Linked DNA regions of Homo sapiens: region 1 is linked to region 2. A link is a contact called in ENCODE Hi-C or POLR2A ChIA-PET data. All regions are on one chromosome and are shown on one strand. The core of a region is the stretch at or near the end of the contact, and the rest is flanking DNA. Distances in the headings are between cores, read along the strand shown. Region 1 overlaps ESYT2 (extended synaptotagmin 2). Region 2 holds the start of DYNC2I1 (dynein 2 intermediate chain 1).

Region 1 (3,751 bases), core at 123-2,622, 120 kb after region 2:
GAAGAAAAGGCCCAGCCCCCTGAGGCCGGCCCTCAGGGGCTGCACGACCTGGGCAGAAGCTCCTCCAGCCTCCTGGCCTCCCCAGGCCACATCTCAGTCAAGGAGCCGACCCCCAGCATCGCCTCGGACATCTCGCTGCCCATCGCCACCCAGGAGCTGCGGCAAAGGCTGAGGCAGCTGGAAAAGTAACTAAGTGCCACCATGTTGTTTCTCACCAGCAGAGCAAGCGCCCCCCACCCCACGCTGGGGGAGAGTCGTTTAACGCAGCAGAGCATGAGGCCGGCATGCTTTGGGGAGGGAGGCCTAATCTTAGGTTAACTGAAAGCACTTCAGGTTGTGTTGCCGTTTTGCTCACTGCATCTCGGACTTTGGAAATAAAACCTGCCATTTTCTAGGATTTAGTCATTAAAGATTAGAACGTGATGGAGTAATAGGTTTCACAGTAGGAAAGACAGGAGGCAGCGCCGGGACGCTGCTGTGTGCCTGGGCCTCTGCCAGGAAGACAGACGCAGAGCTGGCCCGCGGGCCTCGCTGCGGCCACTGGAGAAGCCCTGGCCTCCCCGTTGTGTGAGGACAGACCTGCTCTTTCACGTAGTTGGATCCCATCCCTGTTGCTCAGTCTCTTTTGTTTGTCTTCGGATGTCTGTGTTGGCTCCTTATTTAAGCCCCATGACTCATAGGTGTGTGTTAAGGGTTTCTTTAGATACGGAGGAAAAAGTTGTCTGTAGTTATCACAAGCTTCAGATGTTAACCTTTTCCTCTTGGTGGAAGAAACAAAATTGACCTTTGAAATAGTTCTCCCTGTGTGGTGTTATAAGAGGTGTGTTGAATAATAAGAAAATAGTAACAGAAACGGAGGCAAAGGTGCTTCTGAGCTGTTAGAAAAAGCACACGCAGACTGTGGAGCTTGCACAGCCGCCCTCCTCTGAGCCACACTCACTTTTTTCTTTCATGCTTTCTCATGTCCACTATTTTGGAAAGAAGAAAACATTCCTTCTCTCTTGCTCCAGAAGGAAATAGAATTTTAAACAAGGAAACACTTTTTCTCAGGAGCTCAATTTGGGAAGTAGAAATGATCTTAGGGGCCACTGAACAAACAAGACCAGTTGTCATTTTGGGGGTCTGTGTTCCATCCTTGAGCAGAGAGAAATGGAAGGAAGGGCGCTGCAGTCTCATCAGATGGGAAGAGAGCACGTGGCTTGCATGAGGCTTTGAGACGGGACATGCAAATTCGGGTAGGACAGGCTAGAAACTGCTTAACAAGGACCACAGGGCTGATGCTTGTAATAAGGACACTGTGTGGTTTTAACCTCGGGTGCTCAATTGGTGAATCATAAGATCTGCACATTTAGAAAGGAGACTATTCCTTATCCTTATAGGGTTGCAGCCTGCAGGCTGGCCAGCCTGACAGGCCCGGAAGCACCTCAGAGGAGGAAGGGTAGGGCAGGAGCTTGTGCGGAGCACGCGTCCTCAGCAGGTTCCAGGAGGAGCTGTGAATGCCGCAGAGTGCCCAGCCTCTCTAGAACAGCCAGCAGCAGTCCGTGGTCAGGGTCTGCCATCAGGAGGAAGTTGTGAAATCAGCCTCTCGTCAGTCAAAGCTGCAGTTAGCGCCGGTGGAGCAGGGGTCACTGAGTCAGCATCTGGATCAGGACAAGCTGGGATTTTGCTTTAACACTGCTGCTCTCGAGGCCAGTGCTTGTTTAGCTGCTGGAGAAAGAAACACCTGGTGGCAGGTAGAACCCAGTTTATTCTGTTAAGCGTTGGGTGTGAGGCTTACCCTTGCCTGGCATGGCCCCAGGTCTTCTTTGTAGCTTGGTATCTTACTGCCGCAAGGAATCTGTTCCTTCAGTCTTAACGATCTCTGCTGCAGCATTAATGCCAGTCGGTTGTTGCATCTGAACTGCGAAGGGGGGGGTATAAATAACCTCCCGTCCTGTTGTGGTCAGGAACTCAGTGTTTAAGTTTCTCTGGGGTCCCCTGGGTCCACTCACATGGGAGTGGGGTGGGGGCTTAGGATTTTACTTTTAGTTTTCAGGACCCTAACTAAAAAACTGTCAGTTGGCTGGACGCGATGGCTCACGCCTGTAATCCCAGCACTTTGGGAGGCCGAGGCAGGTGGATCACCTGAGGTCAGGAATTTGAGACCAGCCTGGCCAACATGGTGAAACCCCATCTCTACTAAAAATACAAAAAATTAGCTGGGCGTGGTGGCGGGCGCCTGTAATCCCAGCTACTCAGGAGGCTGAGGCAGGAGAATCGCTTGAACCCAGGAGGCGGAGGTTACAGTGAGCCAAGATTGCGCCATTGCACTCCAGCCTAGGCAACAAGAGTGAAACTCCGTCTCAAAAAACAAAAACAAAAGAAATAATGTCAGTTTTGAATAATTAATTTATATTGAACCCTCAAGTAAAATATTCATCTGTTTGACTTGTACCCAGAAGTTTCAAATTATGTTTAAGTTCATGGGTAATTTGACTTCTTTTTGTCTAAATGAATAGAAATTATTTTATCGTGTACAGTGGACCAATGAATCACAACGTTCTCCAGTCTCAGGCAAGCTGGTGACTTTCTGCTCTTTTCCCACAGCGGGACGACCCTGGGACAGTCTCCACTGGGGCAGATCCAGCTGACCATCCGGCACAGCTCGCAGAGAAACAAGCTTATCGTGGTCGTGCATGCCTGCAGGTGGGGGCTGGGGTCCCACGCGCCCGCTGCTGTGCTGCTGAGTGTGGATGCTGGATAGGATGATGTAGACACCGCCTTTAGGATTTCCAAACATCCATTTATGTTTCATTTAGAAAGGACAAAGCAATTAAACCTCTAGAGACGGTGCTCGTAAAGGGTGTCACCACTGCGTATGTCACATGACAACGTTTTGGTCACCGAAGTACAACGGTCCCCTAAGATCATACTGTATTTTTACTGTACCTTTTATGTGTTTAAATACACAAATATGGCTTGGCATGGTGGCTCACGCCTGTAATCCCAGCACTTTGGGAGGCTGAGGTGGGCAGATCACCTGAGGTCTGGAGTTCGAGACCAGCCTGACCAAAATGGAGAAACCCTGTCTCTACTAAAAATACAAACTAGCCACGTGTGGTGGTGCATGCCTGTAATCCCAGCTACTAGGGAGGCTGATGCAGGAGAATCACTTGAACCCAGGAGGCAGAGGTTGCTGTGAGCCAAGATCGTGCCATTGCACTCCAGCCTGGGCAACAAGAGCGAAACTTTGTCTCAAAAAGAAAAAAAAATACACAAATATGTCACAATTGCCTACAGTATTCAGCACAGTAGCATACTGTACAAATGTGTAGCCTAGAGCAGGAAGAGTGTGTGTGTGTGTGTGTGTGTGTGTGTGTGTGTCTGTGTGTGTGTGTGTATTTTTTTTTTTTTTTGGAGACAGAGTTTTACTTTGTCCCCCAGGCTGGAGTGCAGTGGCACAATCTCATCTTACTGCAACTTCCGCTTCTTGGGTTCAAGCAATTCTCCTGCCTCAGCCACCCGAGTAGGTGGGATTACAGGCGTGCACTACCTCGTCCGACTAACTTGTATTTTTAGTAGACACGGGGTTTCACCATGTTGGCCAGGCCTCCTGAGTAGCTGGGACTATAGGTGGAAGCCACCAGGCCTGGCTAATTTTTAATTTTTTTATGGAGACGCTGGTCTCTAATTCCTGGCCTCCCAAAGCACTGGGATTATAGACTTGAGCCACCATGACTGGCCTAATCAGGAAGAATTTATTTTAACTTGT
Region 2 (3,325 bases), core at 582-3,081:
GAGTGAGCTTAGAATACAGGACTCCATTGTATCTATTGGTCCAATCTGACTATTTGGTTCTGCAATGAAAACGTATATAACCATGATGTTATAGTGTTTATTGGTTTTCATTTTTAAAATCAACCTATAAACAAATCACGGACAATGTAAGTTACAGAGTAACTTAAAGAAATGTAAAGAGAATAGCATAGAAGATGACAGGGTCAGGAAATTAGTGGGTTTAGGGAGAAATGGGGAGTGCAGGGCAGTAGCTTCTTAATCTTAACTAGGGGAAAGTTAAAAAATACTATCTAAGGTTGGCCTAGCGCGGTGGCTCACGCCTGTAATCCCAGCACTTTGGGAGGCCAAGGCGGGCGGATCACCGGAGGTCAGGAGTTCGAGACCAGCCTGACCAACATGGAGAAACCCCATCCCTACTAAAAATACAAAAATTAGCCAGGCATAGTGGCACCTGCCTGTAATCCCAGCTACTCGGGAGGCTGAGGCAGGAGAATCGCTGGAACCCAGGAGTTGGAGGTTGCGGTGAGTAGAGATCGTGCCACTGTACTCCAGCCTGGGCGACAAGGGGAATTATCTTTAAAAAAAAAAAAAAAAAAAGGCCGGGTGCAGTGGCTCACGAAGTCAGGAGATCAAGACCATCCTGGCCAACACGGTGAAACCTCATCTCTACTAAAAATACAAAAATCAGCTGGGCTTGGTGGCGGACATCTGTAATCCCACCTACTCGGGAGACTGAGGCAGGAGAATCTCTTGAACCCTGGAGTCGGAGGTTGCAGTAAGCCAAGTTCGTGCCATTGCATTCCAGCCTGGTGACAGAGTGAGACTCCATCTCAAAAAAAAAAAAAAAACAAAAACCTAAGGTTTATATAACATAAAATACAAATTAAGGAGTATTATTCAACACATAAAGGTAAGTGATGGGGAAAAAATAATAGGAGTGAAGGTAGAAGAAAATGTATGCAAATTAAATTCCTCATCTTTCAGTGGGGAATCAATAGATAAGAATAATACAGTAATATCTAACATTTATTGAGTGTTAATGAAAGCAGGCACTGGTCTATGCACTTTTACACATAATATCTCACTTAACCTTCTTAAACACCCTATAATGTTGCTATTATTATTGTGCCCATTGAATGAATTAGGAAACAAGACATGTTAAGTGAGTTTGCCAAGGTCATACAAGTAAATACAAAATCCTGAATTCAAACTCAAGCACCCAGGCTGCACTCTCTCAACCTCTTAAACTGTGACAAGTCATATTTAAACTTAAGTCAGCTAAAATTTAATAAACTTTTAAATATGTCTCCTCAGCCACCCCGGCCCCGCAGCAGGGGCCGAGGCCGCCTCCAGGCCGGGCGCGAGGAGACGGGCCGCGGCGGCGACCCCAGGCCTGAGGCTGCACAGACCGCCTCTCCCGACCGCCGGGAGCCCGGCGTCCTGCCATCCCTCGCGCCGACGGCCAGCCGCGCCTCCGTTTCCCTTCCTGCCTCGGAGGCACCGCGGCTCCTCCGGGAAGCCCCGGCCCGGCCGAGAGAACCGCTGCGCAAAGGGAGGGCGGCGGCGGCGCTGCTAGCGGCGCCCGAAGGAGTCCGCGAAGCTCGACCACCCCTCGCCCAGACCCAGCGCCGCACCGACCTTCCCGGGCTCCATCGCTTCCCGCAGGCCCGGGCGGCCGCGGTGTCCTCGGCCCCGGCCAGGCGCGGTCCACCCCGAAGAGGCCACCTGTGCCCCGCACCCTTCGGGAGGCGCGTCCCAGCGCCTAGCAACCGACAAGCAGGAGCAGCAGAGGGCCCAGAAGCACTGCCCAGCGTGCCCTGCGGCCTCTCCCAGTGCGCCTGCGCATCCCCGGCATTTTTAGCACCTGGCAGGCAGGAGCAGGGGAAGGCCGAGTGGTCGCTGCTCGGCGTGCCCGCGGCCCCTCCCAATGCGCCTGCGCTTCCCCGGCTCCTAGCAACCGCCAGGCAGGAGCAGCAGAGGACCGAGCGGTCGTTGGTCTCCCCAAGGGGTAGGTGCAGTACCCTGACTTGGGGTGCAGGGGCTCTTGACTCGCCCCAACCCGCCCCGGGTTCCCACGGGACCGGACTGACAGTCGGGGAAGATAGAAAGGGAGAGCAGATATTGAAAAGAGCTTTACGTTTGAGGCCGAGCGCGGTGGCTCACCCCTGTAATCCCAGCACTTTGGGAGGCGGAGGCGGGTGGATCATGAGGTCAGGAGATCGAGACCATCCTGGCTAACACGGTGAAACCCCGTCTCTACTAAAAATACAAAAAAAAAAAATAGCTGGGCGCAGTAGCAGGCGCCTGTAGTCCCAGCTACTCGGGAGGCTGAGGCAGAAGGATGGCGTGAACCTGGGAGACGGAGCTTGCAGTGAGCGGAGATCACGCCACTGCACTCCAACCTGGGCGACAGAGCGAGACTCTGTCTCAAAAAAAAAAAAAAAAAAAAGAAAAGAGCTTTACATTTGAATAAGGCTTTGCACTTAACAAATTATATTCCCATATGTCGTCTTTTGATAAAAACAAGCAGTAAGGTAGGCAGGAATCAACGTTGAGAGACTGTTTTTATACAACACGTAAGGGAAAATCAAAAACTCTCAGGACCTCCGAACTCCTTCAGCCAAAGGGAAAGTTAGGGCTGAAAGCCTGAAACCGCCTTTTCAAAATTATGACTGAGGCAGTAAAAGAGGTGTAACTTAACCCACAGCATCTTGCTTCTGACCTCCAAGCTGTGCTTGTTCCTTCCTGGCAGTAGGCTGAACTAACTTTGGGAGAAACTTAGTTTATATTTTATAATTTAAACACAGACGGTAACAGCCCTTTCCCAAAGCAGGCCTTCTTGCCTGGGGACTTGATTGCCTTTGTAGGACTGATGTTAGCCACAAGATTAGAAATTACGTTTTAGGAGTAGTTTCTAATATGCAGCTGGAGGCTACAATATTCTGACCCTCCCTAAACTGCTCCTAAGATCAGTGCTTGAGATATTTTGCAGAACCTGCACTTGATGGATCAGCTGGCACCACCCAGATCAATAAACTGGCTCATCAGATCTTGTGGCCCCTCACCCAGGAACTGATAAGGGCAAGAAGACCGCTTTGACTCCCTATGATTTCATCTCTGACCAATCAGCACTCCTGGCTCACTGGCTTCCCCCCACCCAAGTTATCCTTGAAAACTCTGATCCCTGAATGCTTCAATGCTCAAGGAGATGGATTTGAGTAATAATAAAACTCTAGTCTCCTGCACAGCCAGCTCTGTGTAAATTACTCTTTCTCTATTGCAATTCCCCCATCTCGATAGGCTCTGTCTAGGCAGCGGGCAAGGT

The links. Hi-C counts contacts between places; a loop is a spot of excess contacts on that map. ChIA-PET counts read pairs that join two places held with the same protein, here RNA polymerase II (POLR2A). Pooled maps may share reads with other maps.
Region 1: a map of endothelial cell of umbilical vein shows a loop between it and region 2 (3-fold over the local background). The contact joins the enhancer-like site here to the promoter of DYNC2I1 in region 2. A Hi-C loop is called at or near these places in 1 of 168 maps with a recorded cell type or tissue (endothelial cell of umbilical vein) and 1 of 50 pooled maps. POLR2A ChIA-PET finds 5 or more read pairs at or near these places in 6 of 52 experiments (AG04449, AG04450, HCT116 and 3 more).

Annotation. Positions count from the first base shown.
Region 1 is chr7:158,737,957-158,741,707 of GRCh38, reverse strand. It overlaps ESYT2 (extended synaptotagmin 2), which reads left to right. Exons shown (of 23, transcript NM_001367773.1): 18 at 1-185; 19 at 2,587-2,685. Among named protein-coding and RNA genes, the nearest start is that of NCAPG2, 35 kb to the right of the region's middle. Within about 2 kb of position 1,372, at least 9 of the 41 ENCODE cell types and tissues checked have a DNase peak (open chromatin) inside an H3K27ac peak, as active enhancers do; they include PC-3 and endothelial cell of umbilical vein, where a contact is called at or near this core.
Region 2 is chr7:158,855,064-158,858,388 of GRCh38, reverse strand. DYNC2I1 (dynein 2 intermediate chain 1) reads right to left here and starts at 1,831. Exons shown (of 25, transcript NM_018051.5): 1 at 1,639-1,831. The coding sequence starts at 1,653. LOC124901796 (a long non-coding RNA gene) reads left to right here and starts at 1,867. Exons shown (of 2, transcript XR_007060627.1): 1 at 1,867-2,008; 2 at 2,993-3,251. RefSeq lists an enhancer at 414-955 and a silencer at 1,306-1,775.